Linked DNA regions of Homo sapiens: region 1 is linked to region 2. Evidence: chromatin loops called from intact Hi-C (ENCODE). Cell type or tissue: dorsolateral prefrontal cortex. All regions are shown on one strand. Links, peaks and the distances in the headings refer to the core of each region. The heading gives the core; the rest is flanking DNA. Region 1 has its middle 21 kb from the start of LINC03122. Region 2 overlaps ZSWIM6 (zinc finger SWIM-type containing 6).

Region 1 (10,065 bases), core at 2,527-6,526, 90 kb before region 2:
TTGACCAAACACTAAAATGCCTTGTACCAAAGCAGTTCCTGATACCTCTTCTCTATTTCTCCCCCCAGTTACCAAACCCAGGCCTGAGATCTCTCACTCATTCCCTGTAACTTGAAAAAGCATTTGCCCCTATACCAAGAGTAGATGTTGTCCAGGCCATGTTTAGCCTTCTCAAAACAGTCATGAGCAAGGACTAAAAAAAGAGCATCCATAAAATGGAAAGATAGCAGTTCCTTACCCTAAGAGACCAAGCTCTATCTGTTTTGTCACTTACGCTACAAGGATGACACACTTACCCCTTTGAGAGTGCACTATTTGGAAAACAAGGGTAAATGACCGTCCTCCAATGTAGCACAAAATTTCTCCTTGAGGCATAGAATACCTCTGTCTTAATTCTAATGTATCCAAGAGGAGAACTAAAATACACTGGGCACATGGGAGGAGTGGGGGTCTTCTTCACTAGCCCCTGGACTGTCTGGGTTAGACCAGGGGATATCTGCCCTTCCAGGCCTCAGCTGCCAGGAGGTGGGAAGGCACAGAGCTCCCGTATGGCACTGGCCCATGAGCACCCAGTGATCTGGAGGGCAGGTGTGGCAAGGATGGCCCCAGGGAGCCAGCTCTGCATCTGGCAGCAGTGTCTCTGGGCCAGGCCAGGACAACAACCTCGATTGTCCCTCTCAACAGTAGCCTTGCTGATCCCGGAGAAAAGAAAGCCATGGGGCCATTTGGACCAAGCCTCTGCAGGAAGAATGCTGCCCTTTCTCTGTAGCGCTGGATCCGATAGTCATGGAATCAACAGCTCAGAAGCTGGCAGCCCCCTCGGAGGCCTGGGCACCCTCCCCCATGGTCACATGGCCCAAGACACTCTGTTCTTTGTGACAGCCACTTGGCAGGGTGGGCCGAGGACCTCTGTAGACAAAGATGCTTCAGGTGCCCCTGAACCCCCTGGAAATTGATGAACGATCTCCTTTTATCTGTGCCCCAGCATGCCCAGCTCACCTGGCCCCCAGGCTCCCCACGGCCTGATGCTTGACTGTTATTCACAGTAGAAACAGAGACAGCATCAGATTCAGGGAGCAGAAGGGCAACACAAACACCTCCAGGGCTTTTGCCTCATGTGGCTAACGTCAGAGACGTTTTATGAAAACAAGATTGGAGGTCACATTGCTTCTTGGATAAAAGGAACTTTGCTTCAAAGAAATTTACTTGGTAAACAAAGCTAGGAAAATTGCCAGAATATCACCAGGCACAGCTGGCCACCTTTCAGCTGCCCAGTGTTTCCAGAGCAGGGATCTGGAGACCCAATCACTGAACCCCTGGAACCCTCAGTTTCCCCCTCTGTAAGAACACAAAGACAAGACTAAATGAATCTCAAAGCTCTTTCCAGCTCTACACTCAGTTCAGATTTAGGAACATCCCGTCTCTTGGCACCTACTAAGGAGAAGTTAGCCAAGAAGGAAAAGGGGACAGAGCATAATTCTGCAGCCGGCCTGCCCAAGTTTGAATCCTAGCTCTACTGTTTACCACCTGTGTGACACTGGGCAAGTAATTTAATCTCTCTGTGCCTCAGTTTCCTCATCTGAAAAGTGGGGATAGCTTTAGTACCTGGTTCATAGAGTTGTCATGAGGATCAAACAAAATAACATAGGTAAAGCATTTAGAGCTCACCTAGGGTAGAGTAGGCACACAATTAGCATTTGCTATTTTCCTTACTCTTTTTATTTATACAGAAAGCCATCTGAGTCCTTTCCTGTCACTAGTTCAGCCTTGCTAAAAGCTTTTGACAAGCAGGTTCTCAGGGCAGGGAATGGTATTTTTCTGGGGGAACTGAAGTCATGCCAACCTTACACTCCCTTCTCAGCTAGCATTCCCCTGTGCTGGCAAGGAGGGTTGGCGAGGAGTATGCAGTTCCTTACAAAATTATGCAGGACACGATGTCTACCAAATTAGAAAGAGCAGGGAAACACAGACGAGGGCCTGTCTACAGCCTCCTTGCAAGCCATTGGGAAGGCTTGCGACCAGGTTCTGAGCCTGTGGGAGACTCCTCCACTCACCCACTGTGCCCCCCAGCTCCTATCCAAAGCACCTCCTCTCCTCTAATCCCAGGTCTGGCTCAAGGCACTCACTGCCAGGGAGACATCTCATATCATTTCTTGGAACCCAGAAGCCACAGGCACGGCAGCCAAAGTGCTGGGCAGGAACTGAAGCTGGGTGTATGCTGAGGAATCACTGTCCCCATGGACCAAGTATGTGGGCACAGCAGGCAGGGCACGTCTATAGCCTGCCACGGTAACTCCCAGACAGCAGACCTTAGAAACCCAATCCAGGCAGGGCCCAAGAGTCCCTTCCTGCCAGCCGATGGCTAGACACCCCATTAACAAATACATGCTGGGCTGAGTGCTGGCTATGTCCACACCCCTCTCTACATCCCCCGGCACCTTCCTCGCCTGCTCTCCCTTTGTAGAAAGTACCCAGGGGCTCCCTTGCCCTCTGGCTTCTGGTTGGGTTTGGCCAAGAGAAGGCAGTAATAAGAGAAAGGAGGGCAAAAGGACAGTGAAGTCAGGTTCCCTATTTCCCCCAGAAGCCTTTTCTTCAGGCTCAGCTCCCTCCCCTTGACTCCTGGGCCTGGGAGTAACTGAGGCCTCTTCCTGTCACCCGCCCCTGTTGTTTGCCCTTGACCCTGCCCATGCCTCTGTTAGGAGGCCTAACTCTCCCCAGCTGCCCCGTGGAGCATGCCGTCTGCTTCCTGTGGGACCCTTAGATCAGCCAAGTGTTGAGCTAAGAGCTCATCCCTCCATCAGCTTTGCATCTTCTTTTTCTTTTTCATATTTGTACCACAAAAGGATACATATAACATACATGTAAGATATGAAACCAGGACCCAAGTTAAAAATATAGAAAAGTTACAGGCTTCCCTGTATGTTCTGTCATACACATGCACACACATCTTAATAACTTTGAAGCAGTCTGTGTGTTTCATGGCCAATGCTCATCACCAGAGACACACATGTGGGTGTGCACACACATACACACACAGGCACAATTCACCACAGCAAAAGGCTAGGAATAAAATAATAACCTTCCTTTTCTACTTGTCAGCCCAGAGCTCACAACTCAGCTGGCCCAAGACACCATGTGAACCTGATAGCCACACAAAGTTAGACCCCCAATGAGTAGAACACTGGAGAGAGGGAACATTAGAGTAATTCTCATCAGCCCTTCTGTTTTCTAATGGGGAACTAGGACAGAATGCCACACACCCAGGACTTCGGGGCAGCTTTTCTTCTGTCCTGCTGCGATAATCATTACTGTACACAGCCCAGCAATTTGGCGCCTCAGCAACCAGACTCCTGGTAGGTGCCTGGGCTTGACCATTACAGGGGGATATTATGATCATGATTACAGGATGACTGAGCCGTCCAGCAAAGTGACCAGTAATTTGCAATCTAATGGCCATTCAGTGGTGGGTAATATTATGGACCTTACCCTGCAATTGTAAAACAACCAGCCCTCTCTAATGTAGCATTTTTCCCATCAAAAGCCCAGCCTTTGCTTTTGATTTCTGTTAATCAGTGGCTGTGGCAGCTTTGGCTTTAGATTTGGAAAAGCTAAACAAGGGAGCATGAAATGATACACTTCTCTTTAGAGCCCCTGAATGGGAAGTTTAGGCAGTTCTGTCAAGTGGAGGAAAAAAATAAGTGAAAGAAGCATCTGGAAGGCAATTTCATTTCTTAAAAGAGCAACCCCAAAACCTTTGTAGAATGTAGCAAGAGTTGCCTGGGAATCTGGGAGACCAACAAAGCCAGGCATGACAAAGAAGATAGGTGTGTACACAGGTCCAGTTGGGTCTAATTGGGTGCACACCACAGCCCATGCTCACTGTGTGCATGCTCACACATGTATCTGCATGCATGCACATGTATACACAGAAGAATACAACTTCCTCTAACCACAGGGTTGCCTGCTGGGAGACTCCCAGGTTAGGCTTTGAGGGTCTCTCCTGTATGCTGTTCACAATTCTACCACTGGGAACAGCTCAGTTCCATCTTCCCTGAAGTCAGTGGGCGTGGGTCAGGAGAAAAGACTGAATTGGAGGTAGATGGATCAGGCCAAGAGGAACAATGGACAAGATGAGATTGTTGTCATTCCTGGACTCCATAGAGTCTAGATTTGGCGTGTCCACCTGCAATAAGTTCAGAGGGGGCTTTTAACAATGGAATTGGAAGGTAAAGAGAGATAATTGGCAAATAGCTAAAGAGGAAGATGACCAAGCCAAAAAAAAAAGAAAAAAACCAGTTCACACTATCAAGCAAGAAAACAGATACACTAGAAATAATGGTAAACATTGGGTTGACTCCTCCAATCCATTCTACCACAGATGTTTAATCTAAGCCAATCAAGCAATCCCAACGGACATGTGACTGAACCAGAGCCTATGAGACGTGAAAGGAAATTTCCTCCCTCTTAAGAGAAAGCCAGAGAAAGGGACAGTCTCTCTTCTTCCTTTGGATATCATCACATCCACAAGTGATGCCTGGAACAGCAACAACTATCTTGCTACCACCCAGATGAAGAAGTTAATATCAAAGATGGCAGAGGGACGAAGCACAAAGAATATGGGTCTTTCATTATGTCATTACTCTAACAAGCAGCCAAGCCTGGTATCTATCCAACTGGATCTTCAAGTTATGTAAGATCATATGTATTCTTTATTAGAACCAATATCAGTGAGGTTCTCTATTAATTGCAGCTTAGAGCACATTAATTGAGATCAGAGCCAAAGCCAGGAGGAAAGGCCAGAGCGGACCCCCAGCCAGACTCAGTGCTGATCTAGTGAGAGCTACTCACCCACTCCTCTAAGCCCAGGATCAGCCCCAGAGCAGCCTGGAGCTAGCTGAGTGTACAGGCATGGAGTTCCCAGCTCAGCTGCCACTCAGGGGTTTGAGAGGGCAGAGAGCCAGCCAGCCCATGATAAAAATCTATTCAAGGGCTACAGAACACAAATGTCCTGGCCAGTTGGGCACTCCCCCTTTCCTCTAGAGGCCTCCCCTCAGCCTCTTTCTCAGCCAGGGCCCACAGCTGCCAAACGTAGAGGCTGACTCCTGTGCTCCATGGAGCCCCTCTTGGAACGCTATATCCCCTGGATAGCTGGGGCTTTGGGGCACTTGTTCCTTTGCAAAAACTCCTCATTCCAGAGTAGTGAAAATGCACATTTATTTTTATTTTCATTTATTTATTTATTTTTGAAACGGAGTCTCACTCTGTCACCCAGGCTGGAGTGCAGCGGCACAATCTCGGTTCATGCAACCTCCACCTCCCAGGTTCAAGCTATTCTCCTGCCTCAGTCTCCAGAGTAGCCGGGATTACAGGCCGTGCCATCACACCCAGCTAATTTTTTCTATTTTTAGTAGAGACAGGGTTTCATCATGTTGGCCAGGCTTGTCTCAAACTCCTGACCTCAAGTGATTCACCCACCTCGTCCTCCGAAAGTGCTGGGATTACAGGTGTGAGCCACCGCACCCGGCCAGAAATGCACATTTGAAGGCATCTTCCCTCACATTCTCTGTTTGGCATACTGGGGATGGCAAAAAGGTTGAATTGAGTATGTTTCTAGTAGAAGTCAGTATTTCTGACTTTCAGCTTCAACGTTTCCTGAGTTCTTATGCTATTTGTGACTAATAGTCTTCCAATGAGAAGGGCAGTCCAAGGATCATCAGTGTTGACTTAATTACCCTTCAGAGATGCACAGGATACCAAGAGCAGAAAAATCTCAAAAAAACACAACTCTTTATTTTATAGATGGATAAACACGGAGGTCTAGAGAGATGAGAGAGGTGGTCATGATGGCACATACTCAGCGATTGATTGTTATTTCTGTCATCATCTATGACACAAAGTCAAGGTAGGGGTGCCCAGAACATGGTGGCTAATGTTTCCAAATTAATAGTGCCACTTCACAGAGCCCTCTGGGGACAAATCTACTTTTTCACCTAACCACTTTTTTTAGTCATAAATCATGAGCAACACTGCTGGTGCATCACACTGCTCCGTAGCGAACAGGAACAAATGCAAGTGCTTGTTACACATTTTCTAATTTCAGAAAAGGAAAAGGGGTTGTTGCCTGTGAGTATGGAGGTCAAGCTGCGTGCAAGCTGTGTTAGCAGGTAATGTGGGCACTGAGGGAGCCGGGGGCCATCCTGGTCTGCACGGACACACCTCCTCCAGAATAGGCTCTGGGAGCAGCCAGAGTCTCAGAGCTGACCCCATTCTGTCGTCTGCCTGCCCAGGAGGCGACCTATGGGCCATGGCCATGCCCACATCAGTGCTAGGCTGGGCCAGTCCCACAGAAGCCAGGGAAGCTATAGCCCACCTTGCCCCAAGAGAGGGGACACAAGACCTAGCACAATGGTTCCCAAAGCTGGCTGAACATTAGAGTCACTTGAGGGAACTTTTCCCTGGCCCCCCCACAGACCAATTCAATCAGAATCTCTGGGTGCGAGCTCAGCATCTGGACTTTTCCAGTTGGCCCCAGGTGATTCCAACATGGAGCTGGTAGACTGTAAATCCAGAGGTAAACAGTGTGGGATGGGACAACCCAGGCAGTGGCTTCCCAGGCTGAGGGGAAGGAAATACCTCTTTCTTGGGACTCTTTCTACTTGTAGTGAAGTGTTTCCTGGTCAAAGGCATCTTCGTGTGTGCTAGATATGGCATTGAATAGGCCCACTGCTGATCTGTTAATCACAGGTAAGAATTTGGCCCAGGCATGAGCACACTGCCTTACCAGGGGGCAGAGGGATGGGATAGAGTAGGATGGCAGCCCACAGCATAACTTCCTACCTCCTGGCCCATGAGATAGGGGAACATTTGGGCATTTGAGCTTCTTTATGCAGCATGGTGTCACAGGATGCCATGGGAGAGGGGTCCTCATTCCCACCTTCTCTGACTTTCTGGAGGAACTGATACAGAAGGCAGTGCTGTTTTTGGACTGACTGTTCTGAATCCTGAGATTTATAGCTGGAGATCTCTGAGAAGGGGCCAGTGGTTTCAGTACAGGACTCAGGATCAAGATCAACTGGCTGCTTAAGTGTCAGGGACATAATTTAAGATGCCAGTTTCCAAGCTTGTCTCCAGAGATTCTGATGCCAAAGGTGCAGCAAGCTGCATGTTTAAGAAGTTCTCCAAGTGACTTCCCAACCCCTGCCGCCAGCTGGTCCTCCCTCCACAAGAGAAGAACATTGAGATTCAAAGGTCCCAGTTGCTCAGCCTGGGAGGGCACAGCACAGCAGAGTTGAAAGACCACGGACCTAGTCCTTCCAACAGAATTGGAATAGCAGCTCTGCCACTCACTGGCTGGGAGACATTGGTGAGTCTCTTAACCCCTCTGACCCAGAAATTCCACTATTAGAAATTCCCCTGAGGCCATAGATTCCCAGTGGCATGGTTTATAATAGTAAAAAACGAACCAACCTAATTTTCCATCAACAAGAGACTAGTTGTATGAATTACGGTATAATTATGCTGCAGAAGACTGAAGATTCTAAAAGGAAAACAGCAAAACAGCAGCTGAGCTCTGCATGTGCTCCTGTAAGAAGTGGAAAAAGTGGCTGGGCACAGTGGCTCACGCCTATAATCCCAGCACTTTGGGAGGCCAAGGCAGGCAGATGGCTTCTGCTCATGAGCTCAAGACCAGCCTGGGCAACATGGCAAAACCCCATCTCTCTAAAAACCACAAAAATTAGCTGGGTGTGGTTGTGCATGCCTGTAGTCCCAGCTACTAGGGAGGCTGAGGTGGGAGGATCGCTTGAGCCTGGGAAGCAGAGGTTGCAGTGAGCAGAGAACAACTCTTGGCACCTTCAGCTTAGCCCCAGGACACAGTCTTAAAAGCAAACCTGATCTCTCTGCTCCCTTCCACCATCAGATCCCTTACCAGGGCCTTGAAAGTCATTCCCAACCCCTCCCTACCTCTTCAGCCTCATCTGTTACAACAGCTCATTCTCCAACCACAGAATTTTCAATTCTTAAAAGGCATCCGGTTTTCTCTCTTACTTCCAGATCTGCTGCTCTCTTCTTCCCCTCACCCCTATTCCTGGCCACAGCCACACACTCTTCATTTAGCTAAGGTGTCATCTCCTTCCCAACATTTCCCTGGTCCCCCACCCCAAGTCCAAGTGCCCCCTTTCTATCCCCTGGCCTCCCCCATCATAGCACGTTTCTTGCCTTAGTGTAATTGCACGATACCTTTCAGTGCACCTTAAGCTCTGGGAGAGGACAGACTCGACCCGTTTCACCCCTAGATCTCCAGGGCGCAGCAAGACCATGAAGCAGATGCTGAATAAATATTTGTCTAGTGAATAAACAATAGCGCTCATCACAATGTATTAAAGATTATCTGAGCTCATTGATGGTGAACTCTGTGTGTCAGGTGATGAGGACAGAAAGCTGAATTGGACAGTGTCTGGAACATAGGGAAAACCAAAAGAAAAAAATTGCCAAATGAGAGTACAGGAAGGCTGTCTTCCTCATGCTGAACACTTGACTACCCCAAGCTCTAAATATCACCAATGAGACACAGAACATCACACAGCAGTAATCAAAGCTGATGAAATGGGTTAGAGAAAACTGATGAGATTATTGTGGAGGTCAAAGAACTTCATGAATAATCCAATTCTCCCTCAGAAAAACATAGACCACTTTGAAAGTTAATACATTTTTTTAAGGTACAAGGAGTGTACCCTAAGAAAAATATTATTTGGAGAATACTAGGTATCTTTTGTGTCCATTATTAGTGTTGAGGACCAGTATTCCTCTTATACACTTAGACTGCATGCAAGAATATGAGCATTCTCTTCTTTTTCTTTAGTGCACTTATCATAATTTGCAAAAGTGTATTTGAGTGTTTGTTAAATACCCAGCACTGTCACTAGTCTTTAAAGCTGTGTAAGCAAGGGTAATGTCTGTTTTATATCCCCAGCACCCAGCACAGTGTTCTAGCACTTAGTAAGTGTTCAATAAATATTAACTGAATGAATGAATGAATGAATGAATGATCAAAAGAACACACAGAGAATACAGCATGGGAGCTCATTCATCCTTGGAAAAATAGTGAGCATTTGATAGGAAAAAAACCATCATGAAATCACTTTGAAATACAAGGCAAACAGGAAACAGGGATAAGCCAAGGTCACTAATGTGTCAGATTTTTTAAAAGAGAGAAAGAACCAAAAATATGGAACCAAAAAGAGAAATGCTATAACAGACCATTGACTGATAAATTCAGAGCATTGTTACACCACTGAGCTGTGAATAAAATCCTGCTTACCTAATGCATACAGAGAGTTTATGTATTGTTTGTGTTTTGCTTAGATGGCAACACCATGGCTGGCCCCATCAGCCTCCATGTTCAACTGTCCCAATCAACTGCCGGCTGTAATTAGGGAGTGCTGGGAAAAGGACGTTGGAGAAAAATCAGCTTGCATATTTTTTTCTTCCATTGTGGCTGACTCATTTGAATGATAATGTATTGCAGTCTGGGGTGTGACATTGACGGCACTGAATAATGAGGCAGCTCTGGACTCCAGTACCTGAGCGGCCAGCCGGTTAGTGGCCAGTGACAAAACAGTAGCAGTATCTTTGGGCGATAAAAAGATGATCTCCACGTGGCAGGAGACAGATGCTGGGAAATACCCCATTGTCAGCTCCATCAGGAGCTTCCATCACTGAAAGCTTCATTTATTTCATTCATAGTCATTTTTCCAGCTGCGAGACCTTGAAGGCATCTGGCTGGTGGCATCCTGAGGTGATAAAACACTGGGGTAGGCAACCAAGAGAGGTGCAGAATCCCTGTCCCCGGGGGATGCTTAACACCCACAGAGCCTGTTAGCTGTTTTCAAAAAACCAGGGGTGAACTTGGTTTGGCTCAGGGGACAGAACCAGATGACAGCTGGTGGGCCCTGCCAGTTTATAGGTTTTCAAATGTCACTTTATTTTTGTTAACAGAGACATCCGTTGAAAGACACCAGCATGTGTAGACACCTGGCTCTGGACACCTGAAGCCAGGTATGGTGG
Region 2 (10,065 bases), core at 2,749-6,748:
ATACTTGAGAGACAGAAGCAATAGTTACACACCACCTAAATTTGCACGAAAGATCACACTACCACATGAATTACATTTACCTTTTCAGAGGGGAAAAAATCTGAAAAATAGTGTCAGCCAAAATTTGTTAGGCCCTTTAAAACTTAACTTTATGAGAAGAAGGAAATTAGACCGTGCCTCAGATTCTATGAAACCTTTTCCTTGATGAATCTGTGCCTAATGAATCCTCTGAAATAACTAGTTGGTGCAGCAGAAATTCACTCGCACAGCCCTCAGTCGTTTGTTAGCGTGTGCGTATGACACATTCAAAACCCAGGTGTCATGTAACCGCCAATAATTTGGAGGAAGGCCAGCCAATTACTGTTTTATTATTTAATTGATCAAGGAAATAGGAACATGCCTGCCAATAATAATGCACTAAATATCAAAATTGCATTTATCTCAGGAACAACACAGTCTGAATGAAATAGGTTCTTTTCAAGGTTTGAGGCATTAAATGCAGCTGTTTTGTAATAGGCTATCATATATAACCACCTAAATCAAATGATACAAATCTAAACATCCATGCTTTTTTATTCAGTGACACTATTTTTTAGACAGCGAACATGTCTTTGATACCCCATGACTATAGCAATCAGGATAACTACCATATTAAATGCATTCAGATAGCACTTTTAACATAAGAAAGATTAGCACCTAAGTCAAATTGGCTAAATAAGTGGAAAACTTCTGTATCAGGCTACCTTCTAATAGGAAGACTGCTTGCTTGCGAAAAATTTTCACCAGTGTGTCATCCAATTCAATTTCCTGAAGCTTAGAAATGAGCTGCTCCTCATTCCGGCAAACTTTCTCTTGTGTGTACAGCCCATCAGGCATGATACGCTGCTGTCCTAGCCCTATCAGGGCTACTTCCACAGCCAGCGTTAAATAGGATTCCCCTTCTTCTAAGAATTTGTGTGCAGGTAGATGCTGGTATTCCAGAGACTTGCACTGTCCCATATTCTCTGCAAAATGCCACAAAAGAAATCAGAGCTCAGAAACTACTTTTGCAGATGATATGATAAGTACAAATATTTATACTTCCCCGTACAAGCAAATGAATTATGGATTAATGCTGAGAAAGCCAGAAAACATGTTTTTTAGGCTAAAGTGCAGTCTTCCAGTATCTTTTTAAAAATGACCATGAATGATTAAATGTTTACGTTTTGGGGGATATAACATTACAAATACTTTTCTCCCTTGAAAATAAATCACCAAAGAAAACTATAAATCTAAGAAAATATGAACTAAGAATACTTAAGAGAAAAACAAAATTTAATTACACAATAGTAAAATTACACGATGACTTGCACTCACCACTTTTTAAATCCTGGCATTCAAAACGTTTCCATAATAAAAACAGTAGGGAACATAACATATATAACCCAATTTCAAGTCCTTTTTATTATCCAAGAGTCATCAGTTATCACAAGAGGAATGATTCTTTGAACATTCTCTTGTCTCCATTAAAGTGCTTCTATTATAAATTATAACAAACTTCAACCATCAAACTCCCAAGGAAAGTGAATTCAGACTCATGCCTTTCACCCTCCTGACAGTGTCTGGGTTACCCACAGTCCATGAAGGCAACTATCACAGGGCAAATTATGAAGGGGCAAGACTTGAGCTCATCCAGCCATGGAAGCAACAAAGGGACATCGTTACTCCCTGCCTTACCTCCACCCACTGCCCTTGGGCAGTCTTTTTAGTCAAGATTCTTAAGTTTCAATGGGCCAAAGTGAAATCTCAAAACACAGCTTTCAAGGAATGTATGATATAAAACAGTTTTAAATGACATTTAATACTCCCCCTTAAAGTAGACTAAAATATTTAAGTGACAAGTCACTTTCAATGCAAAGACAAATTTGAAAAGCACCTAAACTAGATTTTCTAGTTCTAAATGCTAAGATGTACATCTTTATTTTATAACTTTATGCTAAGAAGTAGTCATAAATGTGGATAAATTCGTAGATACAGAATCACTGGTTAGAAGAGAATAAATATTTTTAAGATTCTCGAAACAGGCTGCCAACTATCAACTCTAAGACTTTTCCCAGTTTTGTAGCAGCCTGCGTGAAAGCATGACAGTGCCCATTTTCTTGCTCTCTTGCTAACCAAAGGTGCTGTTAACTACATGGTTCCATAAAACATAATGTAAAGAAAAACAATGACTACTGCCATTCAGGGTTTAGAAAAAGAAAAGCACATGAGACAAATGTCAATGGTTTTACCTGTAAAATCTGAGAACCCAGAGAGGTTCTCATCATCAATGCGGCAGGCTTCCATAAGGCTACTGAAGAGAGTGCCCACAGGGTCCAGGGGATGTCCAACCCAGCCCTCCAGATTGGTTATCGAGGTTATGTTTTTATGGGGTAGCTCTGTGTAAGGAAAGGGAATTGAGAAATGGGGGAGTAGAAGGGAGATGAAGGGAAAGAAGTGGGGAAAACAGAGGCTTTACCATTTAATAGCAGCATCCTGATAAACCAGTTCTGAATTCTGTTCGAAATTCTCTTTTAATTAAGAAACCAATCAAAAGGTACCATAATCCCCAACTTGTCAACTATTTTGAGTTCTAAAGGTTCATCTGTAAGTCAATATAAATGGTACTGAATTTCCAGGACAGCTCCCAAACATCTATTTAATTCATGTGTCTAGGGTACTGAGTCAACATTACTACTTACACTATTAAATTATGTTGTATAGGGAAAAATGAATTCCAAATTTTCTTTTGAGAAATTAGGAACAACTCCCCCACTTCCCTAGGAGGGGGCATTAGAGAGGACTAAGAAGTCCCACTGGAATTATCAATTGGTAACTCTACCACGATATGCAGAAGAGACCTCTCTAAATCAGTGTTAACTGGGTCATGTAAATTGAGGACTTGAAGGCAGCTGTAGCTTGGGTTAGACTTGTATTCCCACATGAATATCCTTAAATTACCCCCATCACCTTATGAAAATCTTCCTTAGTGTGAATCTGTAAGCCATTTAAGAGAGAACCTTTGCCATAAAGGGGAATGATAATAGACGATTATATATAATTTGAACGAAATAATCCTTTTCATTTTCTTCACAGAATATAATGCTTTCAAGTTAAACCGCAGAATGCTGGGAAAAAAAGCTATGTTTAAGATATATTCCATTGTTGTAAATAATGCAGTATTTTACATCTAAGTGTTTACTAAAGTAATAAATAATAGTAGCTCCTTCTTTTCATTTTTTTGAGATGGAGTTTCACTCTTGTTGCCCGGCCTGGAGTGCAATGGTGCGATCTTGGCTCACTGCAACCTCCACCTCCCGGGTTCAAGCGATTCTCTTGCCTCAGCCCCAAGTAGCTGGGATTTACAGGCAAGTGCCATCACGCCCGGCCAATTTTAGTAGCTCCTTCTTAAAGGAAAACATAATAAAATTTACATACAATATAAAATATACAAGAAAAATATTGCCATGTAAATATCTGAAGAGCCATTCCATGAATCCAATGTTCCTTCACAAGTCTTCTGGTTTTAAGCAATCAACTATCAGTACATAAAAATGAAAGACAGGCCAGCGTGGTGGCTCACGCCTGTAATCTCAGCACTCTGGGATGCTGAAGCGGGTGGATCACCCGAGGTCAGGAGTTCGAGACCAGCCTGGCCAACATGGTGAAACCCCGTCTGTACTAAAAATACAAAAATTAGCTGGCCGTGGTGGTGGGTGCCTATAATCCCAGCTACTCGGGAGGTTGAGGCAGGAGAATCGCTTGAACCCAGGATGCAGAGGCTGCAGTAAGCCGAGATTGCGCCACTGCACTCCAGCCTGGGGGACAGGGCGAGACTCCATGTCAAAAAAAAAAAAAAGAGGAAAAACGGTTTGGCACAATGTATTGAAATTTAAGTCGAGTCCTAGATTCCTTGAAAAGGTCCTTATATTCAATTTCTGTTGCTGGCTTTCATAAACATAATTAGTAGGAAAAAAGAAACATGAGCACTACTCCTGGAAACAACCAAATAAATATGTTTGCATATATACATATACACACACATATATATATGTATATATATGTGTATGTATATATGGATGGGGCTAAAGGAAATGCTGTGCTTATATAAACAAATATATTGTCAAGTGATAGAAACTGAGGAAATATGAGAAATCAAAAATAAATCAAATAAATCTGTTTTTTTTCAGAATCAATAAGCTAACACATCATGCCAAATAATTTTGAAAATGTATAAGATATTCCATTTACTAATCTTGGCCCATAACAAGTAGCTGTTATGGTACTTTAGACTTGTAACAGCTATGGAAAAGCCTATTTTTAAAATACGGAAAAACAATTACCAAAAATAAAGTAGGGAAAGACATAGGTATAGACATGTAATCCTAGCAATACCTAAGAATGGTTGGAAATAAAAGTTTTCATAGCTTGCAAGATAAAAGAGAAATGGGTCTAAGAATGGTCTAGACCTAAAGGTTACAGAATTATCTCAAAGACAATCAAAGGAGTCTAAGTTAACATATTCTGTAACTTACCTAAATGTAAACATGTTTAGGAACATTAGTTAGTTAGGAAACTAACTAACATTTTTACACTTTCCTTTTTTATTACAACATTTTAAACAAATTTTAAAAGTCAACATTTATTCATAAAATGTATAATATGATTTTTTTTAAAAATCAGATGATCATCACGAACTGGCTCTCTTTTTGCACAGTATAACAAGTCCTGCACTCTTTGTTTGAATATTATCCTTTATACTATTCAGAAATAAATTCCTTTCACCATAGACTGTGTATGTGTTGAAGGAAGAAGGATTTCAGAAAAATTTTCCAAAGTACCTAGCAATGTATTTTGCACACACCAGTGATGATATGAAGAACATCATGAACTGGACAAAGTCACGACAATCGGGGCTCTCACATTCCAATCCCATCTGAGCTTCCCTCTTCCTTTGGTTCAACTGTAACTTTTGACTTTTTTTCACTGTTAAAAGTTACAATAGACACTTGCTCCAACCTCTAGCCTTTTAATAATTTTTAGTTATACTCTAGTATGTGTATAATCACCCAAGCATTAAAAACAAAAATATAACCAAAACCAAAACCAAAACAAAAACCCAGCAACTAAAACTATCCCTCTTAATGAAAAATAAAATCACAGAGTGAAAACGAACCTGCTAAAGAAACATAAAAATAAAATTTATACCTATAGAAGGAACAAGATGTACATGGATTAATCAGAAAAAGCATATACATTTCTTTATCTGATCAGGGTCTTGTGCATGTAATTCAACCCTTTGCAATTACTATTACTCAGTAATAGTTATTCAAAATTTAAAAGATTAATAAACTGAGATAAAGAGAAGTTAAATGTGTTCTTTCAGCTGACAGCTCATCAAATGTCATTTACAGAATTTGAAAAATCCAGTTCTATTCTGGTCACTTTAAGTAAATATAGTAACATGTCCTGATGTACAAATTATTACAGCTAAAAAGTTTTAGAATGCTTACACATTGTGCCAAGCTTTGCTTTAAGTGCTTTACAGAAATTAACTTGGTTTAATCTTCTCAACAACTCTAAGAGATAGGCCCTCTACTGAGCCTCATTGCACAGAAGAGAATTCAAAATCACAGAGACGTCAACTGATTGCCTAAGGCACCCATTTGGGACGTTAGGATTGCCGGGATTCAAGCATAGGCTGTGTCCTTATTGTTAGAATTAAAATGCACTTCCACAAAATAAGGCATTTAGCTAACATGCATTTTAAATAATTTAGACATACTAAATAGTCATTAAAACAATAAAGAAAATTATCCCCCTTAAAAAAGTAACTAACCTGAGAGATTAAAAAAAAAAATCTTTGCTTACAACATTCAACTAAGAAAAAGATGCCCCAAATTTCTCACAGATCAGCCATTATTTTAAATGAATGGCGAGTAAAGCCATCATCTATGGTTTTAGTTCTAAAAGCCATCTCTCCCAGAACACAAAACCTAGTAATGTCATCACTAAGAATCCCATTCCAATGGAAACAAACTCCTTCACATTCACCTTTTTTTTGGGTTCGGAACATTTCCAACTGTTTCTGCTGCTGTCGTCTTAATGTATTAACAATAGCTATTGCTAGTCTCAGTGCTTCTCTGGGGTACCCATGAGAACGTAATGCGTCCACTCTTGCACAGGCTGTAGGAACATGTTCTAAAACAGAAAGTCAAGGGGGTAAAGTTGCCACTGTCAGATATATCCATAAAAAAAGAATTTAATAGTAAGATGTTTCTCCCAAAATACTATTAAAAAGACACAAGAAACCATTCCTGAACTTGGATTTGAATGAAAATCTCAGCTCCTATTGCCAAGCATTCATCCATCTCCCATTGAATCCTTCAGTTCTCCACCTCCCATTCCAGTAATGCTATAGAAACTAAACAAAGAAGTAAGTCATGGAAATGTCTTTCCGGTTTGGTCACTTACCATGCCAGAGGGGCCACCCGCGGGAGTCGAAGAGGGAGTTTTCAGTGTCGTCATGGTAACAGTAGTTGGTGTATAGGTCACTGCTGATAATGTGCTGCAAGTGGCTATCCTGCCAGTGGAGATCGCATGCCTCGATGGCTCGGGTGAACACTGTCCGATGTGGCCTGTTCGATGAATCTGTTTTTTCCACAATTCAGAAAGCCGTGTCAGCTATTATTCACATGTGAATAAATCAGTCATACCATTCTGTGGCCAGATGTTCATGAACACACCCACACACATTGTCCTGCACCCCCTAAGCAGAAGGGTGAAGGGTGAATACTCTCACATCCTAAGTACTAAGAGGCAGGTCAGCCCAAGAGCCACCATTCACTCACTTGTTTATCAAACACAAACATTCTGCAGCCATTAAAGCTAAGGTTAAAGGCGTCCTGCAAAAAGAATTGTCAAGTCTAGTTTCCATGCCAAATACACTCAAAGGAGCCACTCAGCACAAAAGTCACAGGAAAACTCACTGCTCCCCACTTCTGAGGTGCTGTGGTGGGCTGCCCTTATGGGATCAACAGCTCTCACAAACACTATGCAAGAGATGCGACACCAGCCATGGAACCTTTCAGGATTATGCAGTCAGCCTTTAAAGATATGCATAAGGGTTGTGCTTTTGGTTGTATTTTTTAACTATATTGTGCGGTTTTGCACAATTAAAACTATTATGCTTCTTGGGATATAATGCTTAAATATCACTTTATATCCCAAAGGGCATAAATGCATATATTTAACATTTCACAAAGCCACACAACATAGCTACAAAACAAACCAGCGCACTTACCTTGCCCCTACAGGCTGCCTCCTGACTCCTGGGCAGGTTCCATGACTGGTGTGATGTCCCCAGCATAGTGTATGCCAGGGCATCACAAAAGAGCAGAGCCATACACTCCGAAGAGGGTTCAAGTTTCAGGACCTGACGGAGAAAAGAAATGTTTGGGGAATAAAGGATATTCTCACCTCAACTCCTGGGATTATTCAATTCCTAAGGATTATATGGTTCAAATTCTACCTGCACACCCACCCCTTGGGTTCCCACTCTAAACTTACCTTCAACTGTGGCACAAACTTTAGCAATCCTCAACTGGAAATCAGGTTAACAAACTATTTTTATTTATGTGTACTTAACCTAGTTCAAATATAACCTCTCATTGTTCTGAGACTTAATTAAATGAGAAGCAAAATCTAGAGCTTCCTTAATTGGTAAGATTTCATTTTCCTGTCACCGGACCTTTGGCTGAGCACAGACATAAGGGAAAACACAAAAATCAAAGGACAACTGAATTGAGAAGAAGAGACTGGAGAACTCATCTACGCCAACCCCTTTACTCTGCTGATGGAACTGAAAAGCAAGGGAAGTAAAGTGACTTGCCAAGGTCACACCATCAGGCAGTGACAGTGGAGATTAAAACACAGATATCCTTACTGAAAATTCAGCTACTTCAGCTGGTTTGGAAAGGCTTTTGACAAGTCTTTAACAAAGAGACATTACTTCAGTTTGGTCTCAGGTCAACTTAGCTATCTGTACCTGAATGGTAGACATATCAAAATGCATGTGTGATAGATCATTTGAGAGGCATAAATAATGATGATCTGTTATGGCTCCCACCCAGACTCCTCACTAGAGGTGGATGGATAGTGAAACTGCAAGGGAGAAGGCAAAGTCCTACATTTAAGGACGTTTTGAATCTATTGGGGCTTTTTGCTGAGCAGAATAAACATACCCATGCCCAGCAAGAAATTGGTTCCGTGACCTCTCACAGTCAATTGATCAAATGTTTCAAAGTCCAAGCCTCACATAAGTGTTTTTTAGCCTCATGTAAGTATCTTTTGTCATTTCATTTATTTTGTTAAGCTGAAATCATAGAAACAAAATTTAAAACTAAAACGAGACTTTAAAAGAGCAACTTAGTATTATGCATGTATTAAAAGAGTGAGTTAGAGGTCTGCCTATTGATTTGGCTCAAATAGCAAGCTGTTAACATGATTCCATTTTTATAAAACATTAATAGATACCTGAACCTTTCACATGTTTATATGTGACTATATAAGTGTAGAGAAATGTTGCGTACACACACTAGGCTTTTAACATGGTTAGCTCTAATAAAACCAATGACAACAAAAGAGGCTAAATACTCATGAAATGAAATTTAAATGACAAGTCCTGTAATAATATGGGAAACACATAAAATTAAGTATGTAGCTGGACATAGAAGATATACAATTAAAAATTTGGTTTGACTAGGTATCAAAATTAGTCAACTTTTTAAAATCTTGAATGTCAGTGGCTATTCAATTGTGCAGTAAGATTGAAAAAAGGGAAATAATTATCTTGAGCAATTTTTTTAAATGATAAATACACATATTTGTAAGAATTTTTCATAAAGTACACAAAATAGTAATACATGCTGATTAAGGAAAACTTGGGAAATTAAGTAAAAAGGAGATATTTTTGTTCTTCTACTAAAAAAATTATAAAATTGGCTATACTTTTGGTATATTAAAAAATTATTCTCTTTCAAAGGGTATAGATTGCAATGTTGTTATTCATTAATTCTAAAAAATTACCTCAGCAGAGGCAGAGCCTGGATAAGCCCTTCACATGCACTCTAATGTGTAAACACAAGAAATTCCGTCCATGGCCTATACTGTGTGCACACTCAGTCCAGCTGCAATGGCACAGCTGCTGGACTCTATTGGCCACCACAAGCTCTACCCTGGGGAGCCAGCTGAGCTTTACAGGGAAGGGCACTACAGGTATGAACACCAGACCTCCTCTGTAGGCATGTCTCTTCTGACAGCCCCTCAGAAGGATGGGGGTATTCTGCTAAAAGTAGGTACCCTGGTGCCTTTCGGTCCAACAGATATAAACACTGCCCTTAGAAACAAGGTCCCAAATTGTATCACCTAGGCCAAACCATAAGCGAAATGAACTCTTTAAGTCTGGAGGCTGGACCATTTCTTACCAGCTTTCTAAGGCCATGAAATATTCATGCTTAATCAAGGGTAACAGAATAAATGGAATGTAAAAAGTAAAATGTAAAATGTTTGAGTAGCAGTCCCCAAAAGCAGTGGGGAATGAAACATAGTATAAATAGAAGGGGATTAAGGATATTACCTATGTAGATGTAGGCATACCCTTTCCTAGCAACGGAAGAGAATAAATGTTGAACAATTAAACTTAAAAATTCTGAGCACCTGGAAAAAAACTGGGGGTATGTGGGATACATTTATTTTCTTCGAAGTTATTAAATACAATCATCATGGGCAATAAAGATATGACAGACTTCAAATATTGAATTCCCATGGCAAATATCTCTAGACAAGGCAGAGTCAGACAATTGTCTTTCTCAAGTCCTAAAACTTCTTTTTGATTGGAAAAGTCCCTATGGAGTAATACATATCATTTTCTTTCTTTGCAGAGACTAAAAACACTATACTAACATCACATTCAAACTCAGCACATTGTTCCAGTTATTTCTAGTAGTACAAATTCAGCATGTGGCTAGTACATAGAGAATGTAGTCT

The links. Peaks named below come from ENCODE experiments on the same cell type or tissue, not always from the same donor. Only the 100,000 strongest peaks of a DNase experiment are listed, where the experiment ranks them.
Region 1: it touches region 2 in a loop (2.2-fold over the local background); 1 of 110 quality-filtered maps calls a loop at or near these places.

What each region holds. Positions count from the first base shown.
Region 1 is chr5:61,612,143-61,622,207 of GRCh38, reverse strand. No RefSeq gene overlaps it. Among named protein-coding and RNA genes, the nearest start is that of LINC03122, 21 kb to the left of the region's middle. In dorsolateral prefrontal cortex, for the core only: no CTCF peak of the experiment used is centred there; a DNase peak (open chromatin) is centred at 4,950; H3K27ac peaks cover 3,324 bases.
Region 2 is chr5:61,522,404-61,532,468 of GRCh38, reverse strand. ZSWIM6 (zinc finger SWIM-type containing 6) reads right to left here. Exons shown (of 14, transcript NM_020928.2): 6 at 6,493-6,669; 7 at 6,073-6,219; 8 at 2,271-2,417; 9 at 744-1,004. Among named protein-coding and RNA genes, the nearest start is that of LINC03122, 110 kb to the left of the region's middle. In dorsolateral prefrontal cortex, for the core only: no CTCF peak of the experiment used is centred there; no DNase peak of the experiment used is centred there; H3K27ac peaks cover 2,047 bases.